Linked DNA regions of Homo sapiens: regions 1, 2 and 4 are each linked to region 3. Evidence: chromatin contacts called from ENCODE Hi-C or POLR2A ChIA-PET data. All regions are on one chromosome and are shown on one strand. The core of a region is the stretch at or near the end of the contact, and the rest is flanking DNA. Distances in the headings are between cores, read along the strand shown. Region 1 holds the start of USP54 (ubiquitin specific peptidase 54). Region 2 holds the start of FAM149B1 (family with sequence similarity 149 member B1). Region 3 holds the start of CFAP70 (cilia and flagella associated protein 70). Region 4 holds the start of NUDT13 (nudix hydrolase 13).

Evidence for each region. Hi-C counts contacts between places; a loop is a spot of excess contacts on that map. ChIA-PET counts read pairs that join two places held with the same protein, here RNA polymerase II (POLR2A). Pooled maps may share reads with other maps.
Region 1: a loop to region 3 is called in a pooled map, with 2.2 times the contacts of the local background. The contact joins the promoter of USP54 here to the promoter of CFAP70 in region 3. A Hi-C loop is called at or near these places in 1 of 50 pooled maps. POLR2A ChIA-PET finds 5 or more read pairs at or near these places in 3 of 52 experiments (OCI-LY7 and activated naive CD4-positive, alpha-beta T cell).
Region 2: a loop to region 3 is called in a map of CD8-positive, alpha-beta T cell, with 23 times the contacts of the local background. The contact joins the promoter of FAM149B1 here to the promoter of CFAP70 in region 3. A Hi-C loop is called at or near these places in 3 of 168 maps with a recorded cell type or tissue (CD8-positive, alpha-beta T cell, endothelial cell of umbilical vein and posterior cingulate gyrus), 2 of 37 single-sample maps with no recorded cell type and 12 of 50 pooled maps. POLR2A ChIA-PET finds 5 or more read pairs at or near these places in 2 of 52 experiments (GM12878 and activated CD4-positive, alpha-beta T cell).
Region 4: a loop to region 3 is called in a pooled map, with 5 times the contacts of the local background. The contact joins the promoter of NUDT13 here to the promoter of CFAP70 in region 3. A Hi-C loop is called at or near these places in 6 of 50 pooled maps. POLR2A ChIA-PET finds 5 or more read pairs at or near these places in 2 of 52 experiments (Caco-2 and PC-9).

Annotation. Positions count from the first base shown.
Region 1 is chr10:73,589,969-73,592,668 of GRCh38, reverse strand. It overlaps USP54 (ubiquitin specific peptidase 54), which reads left to right and starts at 1,327. Exons shown (of 24, transcript NM_001391956.1): 1 at 1,327-1,391. RefSeq lists an enhancer at 294-1,044.
Region 2 is chr10:73,166,792-73,169,491 of GRCh38, reverse strand. FAM149B1 (family with sequence similarity 149 member B1) reads right to left here and starts at 1,373. Exons shown (of 14, transcript NM_173348.2): 1 at 1,106-1,373. The coding sequence starts at 1,152. ECD (ecdysoneless cell cycle regulator) reads left to right here and starts at 1,484. Exons shown (of 14, transcript NM_007265.3): 1 at 1,484-1,626. RefSeq lists enhancers at 1-465, 1,360-1,559, 1,066-1,665 and a silencer at 1,120-1,309.
Region 3 is chr10:73,357,606-73,360,305 of GRCh38, reverse strand. CFAP70 (cilia and flagella associated protein 70) reads left to right here and starts at 1,442. Exons shown (of 28, transcript NM_001367801.1): 1 at 1,442-1,528. RefSeq lists enhancers at 1,248-1,773, 1,618-1,837, 1,774-2,299.
Region 4 is chr10:73,109,132-73,111,831 of GRCh38, reverse strand. NUDT13 (nudix hydrolase 13) reads right to left here and starts at 1,377. Exons shown (of 9, transcript NM_015901.6): 1 at 1,265-1,377.

The sequences.
Region 1 (2,700 bases), core at 78-2,577, 230 kb before region 3:
GACTTGATTGAAGAGCTTGGTCTTGATGTTTGTATGTCTTTATTTGCAGTCAGCACTTATCAGTAGAAATTTTGTGTTTCACACTTTGAAATGGCATTACTACCTCCTCCTCCACCTAGCACCACTAGGAGACCTGAGTTAGAATGCTAATGGTTAACAAGAAAAGCAACAGTATCTTTTTTTTTTTTTTTTTTTTTGTGGCACTTTCCTTGTGGCCAAAGGACTACTTCAATTTAATATACTGTATTGTTAAAATGTAAGAGCTTAATTAGTTTTGGACATTGCCCATGTTTGTTAAATTTTACCAATAAATCTTAATTACATCTTTTTTTTAGTCAACTCGTATATTTTCTCTCAACCTATAGAAACACAACAGACCTTCATATTTGGCAAGGATTCTGCTGATGAGTTTTTTTCATCAGTATGCTTATAAAACAACTTCTTTCAATAAAACTGTTTTATAACCTCAGGTAATACATAGAAGGGTGTGTGTTGGTCCTCTGGGGCCTTTGTGCCCTGCCTGCAAATGCAAGTTCTCGGTTGACTGATCACATGTTTGGGGGTGGGACTCTGCCTGCTGTTTGTTCTTGGTGATGTAACTAGGTCTCTTCCCCGAGAGAGGGGTGGAGATCTTTCCCTGTTGTGGACTTTGGGGTTGAGAACCCTTAGATCCCAAGCATTTTAAAATTGACTCAGTAGATTCCAATGGCTCAGTTTAAATAATAATTTTCTTTAATAGTGTGGCTCGTTTAAGACAGTTGGAGGAGTTTTGCCTATTAAAATGATTTGATTTAATTTAAGCCCAGTCTTGGAATTCTGAATTAGGGATTCCAACAATAACATTGTTTTGATTATTCTGTAAACAACTACAAAAATGTTGTCTTCTCGTGCTCCTTTTGACTGCAGTGCAAAGGAATTTTTTTGTGGGGGACTGGCCCTTCTTTGGAAGCAGCAGCCACCCTGCAAACCTTATTGTTTAATGACCTTTGTCATCAGGAATGCCCCAGGAAACAGCTTCATAATTGTTTTTCTTAAGCCTCAGGTGAAGTTTGTGATAACGTCCTTTCAAGTTACTTTTGGTTAGTTTCTTAAGTTTACTTTGTTTTTAATTGGAAGCTCCACCTTTTTAACTTTGTCATGAATTGTCAGTGCTGAGTTCCTGGTAGTTGGTAAAAAGAATTGCCTTCTCTCTGATATCCTGTTCTGCGGGAAGTCCTTGTGGTTTAGATTCACAGTTTCTCATTGTTGCTAGCTACAGTCGTCTCCTCCCTCCTAGCCTTCCCTCCCCACAGCTCTAGCTATTCCCATATCCCTCCCCATTCTTGTATCACTTGCCCCACAGATACCCTCGTGATTAGAGGTCTTTTGCTGGAGGTTGACTGTGCTGTCTGGTAAGTATTGTAGTTGTTGTGGTAAAAACAGATAGATAGAAGATTCAGGAACCGGTTAGTTTTTGTGAAGTTTTCTTTCTTTTAAAAAAAATATTCCCAAGCACTGATTAATAAGCTATTTCTTTTAATAGCAGTAGATTAAACTTTGAAATTGAGATTTTAGGACTCTCAACTTTCAAGAGGCATCTTTCAAGCTGTTGTTTGTGCTCTTTCCCCCTCCTCTCTGTTACAATTATTAGATTTTGGAGATTTCATATTTTTTCCAAAAAAAAAAAATTCATAGATTTTCTTGAGTTCCTTAGAATTAAAGGCAAGAATTGTGGATTTAGTATTTTAAATTTCCTTCAAACAGAAGAAGGTTATTTGTGATTTCTTTATACCTATTTTCAGTATTAACATACTGGTTAAAGTAGTAATGAAGAAAAAAGAGCCTATTTTGTGGCTAAATTGGAAAGTAGCTGAATGATTCTTTTTTCCTATCAGCAGAATAGTGTTGGCAAAATCCACTAAGATTTTGGCAATATGTTGTCAATTCTAAGAGATGGTTTGCCAAGTACTTCAGGTTAACAGATGCTTCTGGGAATGATTTTTGGGAAGTTAGATAAATTTGTTCATTAGCACCTGCTTCCTTGAGGCATGAGGCCTATGATCCTTTTGAAAGTAAAATATTTAATATTTGATATTTAGATTGAGTCAAATATCACTTTCATAATGGGCTATTTCCTTGCGTTTTGTGTTTTGAGCTTCTAAGAATATTTGTGTGTGTATTAAAAAAAAATTTTTTTTTGGATACTGGATGGTTGATACTTTGGTATTTCAAGCAGTTATAAGTGATGAGCTTTGGATTCTCCCAAACTACTGCTAGTTAGAAGTCATCTTTATGGTAGATGATGTGAGAGGAAACTTGTTTCTGGGATTTCATTGCTGTTCAGTTGAGGCACTTATTCAAATGATGGTTGTATTCGTACAGTAATGATTTCTTGAGCTCCTAATATGAGGTAAGTGCTGGGTCCTTGCTAAGTGCTTTGCATTTACTTCTAATTCCCAGTACAACCTGGCCAGGTAGTAGTATTGTCCCTCTACAAAGCGGCTATACATAGGTAGAAAGAACATGGGTTTTCTTTCCTGCAAAGTGAGAAAAATAATCACTATTTGGCAGGTTAATTGTGAGAATTAGAGGATATACCATGTGTCCAGTGCCTAGCGCAGTGCCAAACATGTAGTTTGTATTCACTAAGTGGGCTACCATTATTATAATTTTACACCTGATGAAAGAGGATAAGTAATCTGCTGAAGGTCACTCAATTGT
Region 2 (2,700 bases), core at 124-2,623, 190 kb after region 3:
AGCAAGACCCTGTCTCCAAAAAAAAAAAAAAAGTGAAGGCCCTTTTGGAAGTGTAAAGCATTAATAAATGTATGACACTATTATTACTTTCTAAATTATTATACACCACTTCGGTCAGGGTAGGGGGCAGCTCTTTTTATTTTTTTATTATTTATTTATTTATTTTGAGACGGAGTTTCACTCTTGTCACCCAGACTGGAGTGCGATGGCGTGACCTCTGCTCACTGCAACCTCTGCCTCCCGGGTTCAAGTGATTCTCCTGCCTCATCCTCCCAAGTAGCTGGGTTTACAGGCCCCCGCCTCCATGCCCGGCCATTTTTTTTTTTTTTTTTGCATTTTTAGTAGAGATGGGGTTTCGCCATGTTGGCCAGGCTGGTCTCGAACTCCTGGCCTCAAGTGATCCGCCCGCCTCAGCCTCCCAAAGTGCTGGGATTACAAGCGTGAGCCACCACGGCCGGCCGTGAGGGTGGATCTTTTTAAAGCCAGAAATATTTGCTCTTTAAAGTCTCAAAAGCAAAACTGATCTTTATGGATTCTGGTGCTTAATTGCAGAGGTGGGGAGGCAGTATGTGTGATGGTTATGACCACAGGCTTCGGAATCAGATCGACATCAGGTTTGTACCTCTCAGCTCTACCACCTTCAAGCTGTGTGATCTTTGGCATGCTACAATCTTTAATTCTGGGATCTTTATCTGTAGAATGTGCAAAATAATGTTCCCAATCTGATATCATTGATAGGAATGAGCAAATGTATGTAAATAGCTTTGCACAGTGTCAAGTGAGCACTTTCCTGGAGCCCTCAGTTAGCTATTAATAACTTCTCGAGCTACCATGGCCATTAACAATGGGACCTGAAGCACTGCGGATGCTACAAATGCTTCAGCAGACCCAGTGCTTGATTTCAGGAATTTCAGACGAAGGGCGACACGCCCTCAGCTGGAGATGGAGGAAGAAGGGGCAGGGTCCAGCAGGGCTGAGAGGAGAGAATTCCGAAGAAAAATCTCTCCCCAGCCCTGGGAAAGGAAAGGAACGAAGGACTGGTCAAGGAGGGTCCCCAGAGCGCCCGCCGCCCGCCCCGGCTGGGGTGGCTGAGCAGTCCACTCACAGCTCCAAGCTCTGTGGCACCGCCTTCCGAGTGTATCTGGAGATCATCCTCCTCCTCCTCCTCCTCCTCCTCCTCCTCAGCCGCGGCCGGGGCAGGCACGCCAGGGTGGGGGCCTCCGGGCCTGGCCCTCCCGCCGGCTCCGGCCCGGCCCCTCCCGCCACCTACCGGCCCCGTCTCGCCCCGTCACCTAGACTCCGAGCAGCCACCTCCCCAGGGTCCCCACCTCTCCAGTCCTCCGACCTCCCTGCTTTGCCGCGGGGGCGGAAGTGACGAAGGCCCCCGGACACTCGCAAAATGCTCCCGCCGACGCACAGCAGTGACGACACACAAGGTTTCGGGGACTGAGTGGGTTTCAGACTTTCTCTCAGGATTTCCGCTGGCTTCAGGTTCCGGTCAGGCGTCGGGACAGAGCCTGATCCAGGCTTCGGCGGCCGGTGGCAGCTCTCGATCAGCTCTCGCAGTCGGAGAGGCGGCTAAGGAAAGGTGCCACAGCAGAGACGCGAAGGAGAGGCCCTAGAACCGTAAGAGAAATTGGCTTCATTTTGTTAGATGGCAGGAGGGAGCCTAGACTGGGGAAAGAGCACTAGACTCCAAGTCAAGCCCCTGCTGCTTGGTCGCTTCTTTTTCTGTACTCTGGGTTTTCTCATATGTACAGTGAGGTATTAGCCTGAGTGATCATAGAGTCCCTTCCAGTTCTGACACCAAATTCTGCATGATGACGTGTGTTTGGCGTTATGGGGTGGATGGGTAAAATTACTGTCTGTCCCTCTGGGTTGAAAGGCAAAATGATGATTTGGTTAGACTGTGGTGAGTGGGTGTCTGGATAAGAAGAAGCAGGTTCCTTACGAGTCTCTTAGAAAGCTGAGTAAGATTGGAATCATGGAGTTAGGGTGGTCCATCCACCGCCATTTCTTTCTTTACCAAGCATCACCTGGCAGCAAGAATAAACTAGTACTCTTATTTAGGAAAACCCTTAGAAAATTAAGAGATAAGGAAAACCCTTAGAAAATTAAGAGGTATCAATGCAACCTCCATCAAAATACCAGTGACATTCTTCACAGTCATAGAAAAAAGATCCTAAAATTTATATGGAACCACAAAAGAGCCAGAATAGCCAAAGCTATCCTGAGCAAAAAGAACAAAACTGGAAGCATCACATTACCCGACTTCAGATTATACAACAGAGTTATAGTAACCAAAACAGCATGGCACTGGCATAAAAACAGGAACAGAATAGAGAACCCAGAAACAAATCCATATGTCTGCAGTGAATTCATTTTCAGCAAAGGTACCAAAAACATACATTGGGGAAAAGACAGTCTCTTCAATAAATGATACTGGGAAAACTGATACCCGTATGCAGAAGAATGAAACCAGACCCACTACCTCCCACCATATACAAAAATCAAGTCAAAATGGATTAGAGACTTAAATCTAAGCCCTCAAACTATGAAACTACTAAAAGGAAATATTGGGGAAACTCTCTAGGACATTAGAGTGGGCAAAGATTTCCTGAGTAATACCTCACAAACAGAGGCAGCCAAAACAAAAATGGACAAATGGGAGCACATCAAGTTAAAAAGCTTCTGCACAGC
Region 3 (2,700 bases), core at 193-2,692:
TTGAAAGTCAAGAGAGCAAATTGAAGAGATGGTGTCTCATCACTCCTAAACACACTAGTGTTTATTTTCCCCTAAACAGGGACACTCTCCTACCTAACAACAAACAAACTTCCACATCAGGAAATCAATATTGGTACAACACTACCATCCAATTCAGATGAGATTGGGCATGTTCGGGGTGGTATGCGATTCACAGAGCTAATTCACATTTTTCCCACCGTCCTAACAATGTTGTTTTCCTTTCTGGTCCAGAATGCTATACAGAGATACATATTGAATTTAGTTGTCATATAACCTCAGTCAGAGACAGTTCCCAGTCTTTCTTGTCCTTGGATGGTCTACAACCTGAGTTCCTTTCATGGTAGGAAAACCAAAAAGGATGCTTTGTGTGTGTGTGTGTGTTTTTTTTTAGTGTGTTTCACCAGGAGGCTCACAATGTAGACTCCTCCCAACACTGGTGATGTTAACCATGATCACCTGATCATGTTGGTTGCGTCCATTCACTGTTTCCCCCTCTGTAATCAAGTAGTATTCCATGGAAGCATTCCAAAATCACGCCAGTATTCTATGCCTCATAGAACATCTACCCACCAGCCTTAGCGTCCATTGAAGACTCCTGCCTGAGTCATCCTCCTCAGTAGTTGTCAAATGGTAGTTCTCTATTTCCATCCTTCTCGCTACACTTCTGGGTTGGCATCCTACTTTGAAAGAGTTTTCCTTTTTCTCTGTATCAACACGGACTTGCATATTCCTATTTTATTCAATGGGTTGTAATCCGTTATCGTCGTTGTTTACTTCATGCTCAAATTGTCCCTTATTTGGCCCATGGGAGTCCCTTCAAGCTGGCTCTTAACACTGCAACAATTTAAAGTATATATACTGCTAAAATTCATCCGTGTTGTGTGTATGGCTGCAGTTCATTAACTTTGACTGCTTGTAATATGCCATTTTGTGAATATGCCACAGTTTATTGGTCCACTCATCCACTATTCCTTCGACGGGCACTTGGGTTGTTTCCAGGTTATTGCTATTGTGTTTTGCTATTCTAGCTCTTTAATGTTAAATTTTGAATATTAAAAATTTGTATTAACATCATAAACTTCAGGTCTGTTTATTGTACAAATATTGAGCACCTAGAAGCAGGGTCATTTTGCACTCTCATCAACAGGGCGTGACGGGCTCATTTAAAAAATATTGCATATTTCACGGAGAAATATTTAAATGATGTTTTCAAATCAGTTTAATAAAGGCCTTTTTCTTTAAACTTCCTTTTGCTTTTTTCCCTCCTATTATAGAGAAATATTGAAATCAAAGAGTCGAGAAAGCAAAATGTAAAGGTGGAAACCTATGCACTTAAACCCAACTCTTGGCAAGGTAAAGCATCCGCGGAAACAGCAGGCTCTCGAAGTGAGGAGGCTGCAGCCGGCGCTAGGGCGCAGGCGCAGAAGCTCAGCGTCTCGCTCCCTGCTCCCGGCCCCAGAGGGTTATCGCGAGTCTTGGAATAAACTTGCTCGTGCGATGGCCAAAAGTAAGTTCTCGCGAGAGGTAGTTGGTTGCTATAGTTGTCAAAAACATAACTGAGGCTGCTGCAGGTAAGACAGTGATCCCTCCTGAAGAAACTCTCTCTTCCCGGCCTCCCCACCTCAGCCCTGCGGCCACACCACAGCCGTCACCCCGATCTTCTGCTCCCTTAGCTAAGGCCAGGCTGAAAACCCCGATATTTAGACCGAAAAGCCGCTGGCCCGGCCAGGTGCGGACTCTGCCGCCAACCCCAGCCCGGCGACCTCCACAGGAGCGCGGACGTAGACCTTCCTTTACCGCTTCTCGTCGGAGGCCTCCTCATTCTGCGCTGACTGCGCTTGTCCCCAGACCAGACTCAGTCACATCGCCTCCTTCGTCTAACCTTTTTCTCACTGGACTCTCCCCTTGCAGCTTCTTCCGAGCAGATGACAAGAAATGCGTGCCTTGCCGGGGGCAACAAGAGTCCCCACCCTAGCTGCCCTGACTATAACTTTAGTCCTATATCTTGCATTCATAATTCAAACACGACGCGAACGCCTGTTGTGTACAAGACATGGTGCCAGGCACTCTGGGCCCGTAAATATGCGTGAGACAGGTTACATGCCTTCAAGGGTGTAAATGAGCTCTCAGGACAAACGCTGCATATTAATAATACCATTTGTGCAGTGCTTCATACTTAAAAAGCTTTAATATCTTAGGGGATATTCACAATAAATGTGAAACAGGTTGGAAGTTATCCATTTTACAGAAGGTGAAACTGAGGCTTAGAGAAGTTAGGCATTTGCCTAGGGGCACATAGTTGTTAAGTAGGAAAGGTCTTTTGAATACCCAGTCTTCATAAACAGGACAGCTTGTGGTAATGCCACAAAAGACGTGTAAAGTGCTAAATGAATTCAGAGGAAAGGCAAGTTTTTCCGACTGGGAAGCTTCATGGACTAGGAAGCATTTGAGCTGGATTTTAAAGGATGAGTAGGATTTGCTGTAGAGACGGAGTGAGGAGAAAGGGAGAGATAATTCCAGGGGGAAGGAAAAATGCAAAGGTTCAAAAGCGACTAAATGCAGGTAATCTTTGAAAAATACTAAGCAAGAGCATAAGCTAGAAGAGGGGAGTTGACTGGCACTGCAAGATCCTAGAAAGCCCTGAATGTAGTACTACATTTAACTACAGTTAAACTGTAG
Region 4 (2,700 bases), core at 128-2,627, 250 kb after region 3:
ACTGTTCCCCAAAACACCTCACCATATTCCATGAGCCAAAGGGAATTCATTTGGTGAGTTTCTTGGACCTTGGGAACTGCTGCCTGATGTTTTGCCTAGTTTCTGCTACTAAATTAACCTTAGCCAGTTGTAGATTATCATGGCTGCTGACTCATGAGCTGATGGTCACAGAGCTATTTATGTTTTTAAAAGTACAATGTTTGATAGAGATGAAAGGTAATAGCAGTCTTACCCAACTACTAAATGATGAGGCAAGGTGCTTTAACATTAAGAGTTTCTTTGAACTCCCCAACACAAATGATTCACACGTTTCTTATCCTGTTCATCTTTCCAGAAGAAAGATTATAAAGTACTACAGCGTGACAAAAAAGCCCATCTTGTAGTGAGCCGAGATCGCGCCACTGCACTCCAGCCTGGGCGACAGAGCGAGACTCCGTCTCAAAACAAAAAAACAAAACAAAACAAGACAAAACAAAAAAAGCCCATCTTGAATCTAGTGGTTACTTCCACCGTGAAGAGGCCAGGTTCCCTAGTATTTAAGAGACCTTTTTTTAGGCCGGGCGCGGTGGCTCACGTCTGTAATCCCAGCACTTTGGGAGGCCGAGGTGGGCGGATCACGAGGTCAGGAGATCGAGACCATCCTGGCTAACACGGTGAAACCCCGTCTCTGTTAAAAATACAAAAAAAAGTGGCTGGGCGTGGTGGCGGGCGCCTGTAGTCCCAGCTACTAGGGAGTATGAGGCAGGAGAATGGCATGAACCCAGGAGGCGGAGCTTGCAGTGAGTGGAGATCGTGTCACTGCACTCCAGCCTGGGCGACCAAGTGATACTTCGCCTGTGTTTAGAGTCCGTTTCTCCACGACTGTGGACCTCCATGGGACAGGGAAATATGGAAAACTGAGGAACCACGGGAATACAGCTTTGAAGGTCTCACTGACCTGCTTTATAGTTTGCTTTCTAAAAAATAATTTTCCCTCCTTTAAAAAAAAATAAAAATTAAGGCACAATGTGAGAGGTTGGCAAGTTCCATTTTTAAATGACTCTCCAAAAAAGTATCAGAAAATGATGAGCTGTGGTTACTGATGTAGCTCCACAGTTATGAGGCAAAACTATGGTTATATCCCTGGTTTCTGCAAAAAGGAAGAGATTAAGCTAAAATGTTAAAATGCTGTGACCACGACCTTTTTTCAAGTTCTGATCATGCCTCCCTGTGAAGTCCTTCCTGCACTTAGAAGCTGAGCAGGTTTCTGTTTCACTGTACTCACTCTGAATTCTTTTCGGGGCACCTTCCTAGTCCTCAGGAATCAGCACAAAAGAGGAAACTCCAAATGTTCACGTTCAACGGCTTCCGTTCCCTGGAGGGACCATTGCTGCTTCTGCCACACTTCCCAGAATCCTCCTAGAGATGCACTCTGGGAATTGTAGTTCAGTTCCCAGGCATGCTGCTGTGTTCTCCAGCTGCAAGTTAACCATGATTGTCAAAAGCATGAACATCTAAGATCTTATTACCAAGAGAACTACTGTATCCTTGGAGAAAGTAGGTTAGTATTAGATCCATTTTTTAATTAAAAAAAGATAAAGTCATTAAGTCCACCCTCATACACAGAAGGCATATATTATGAGGCTGGGGAGAGGATGAAGCAGGGGTGGGAATCAAATACCTTTTAACCTTAGTATATCTCTAGTTCTCTCTCTGCACACTTTAGAACTAGCTCTAAAATTTCATGAAGTTCTTCCAATTTAAAAGGATGGGACTCTGTATAGGTATGTATAGATATGTTTGAACTTATGGTAGGATTCATTTCTTGATCAGAGGAAGCGCATTCCATTTGACTGGAAGTAGTCTCCTAGAAGTGTGTCCGGAGTTGGTTCCTTCCAGTGGGTTCTTGGTCTTGCTGACTTCAAGAATGAAGCCGTGGAGCTTTCGGTGAGTGTTATAGCTCTTAAAGGTGGCACGAACCCAAAGAGTGAGCAGCAGCAAGATTTATTGTGAAGAGCGAGAGAACAAAGCTTCCACAGCGTGGAAGGGGACCCGAGTAGGTTGCCGCTGCTGTTGGGGGTGCCAGCTTTTATTCCCTTATTTGTCCCTGCCCACATCCTGCTGAATGGTCCATTTTACAGAGCACTGATTGGTCCATTTTATGGAGTGCTGATTGGTCCATTTGACAGAGTGCTGATTTGTGCATTTACAATCCTTTAGCTAGACACAGAGTGCTGATTGGTGCGTTTTTACAGAGTGCTGATTGGTGCGTTTACAATCCTTTAGCTAGACACAGTGCTGATTGGTGCATTTACAATCCTTTAGCTAGACACAGAGTGCTGATTGGTGTGTTTACAATCCTTTAGCTAGACACAGAGCACTGATTGGTGCATTTTTACAGAGTGCTGATTGGTGTGTTTACAATCCTTTAGCTGGAAACAGAGTGCTGATTGGTGCGTTTACAATCCTTTACCTAGACACAGAGCGCTGATTGGTGCATTTTTACAGAGTGCTGATTGGTGTGTTTACAATCCTTTAGCTGGACACAGAGTGCTGATTGGTGCATTTTTACAGTGTGCTGATTGGTGCATTTACAATTCTCTAACTAGACAGAAAAGTTCACCAAGTCCCCACTCCACCCAGGAAGTCCAGCTGGCTTCACCTCTCAGCAGAGCTACTTTGGTGCTGCTCTCTTCTCGTTTTACTACTGAAGTTACTTGC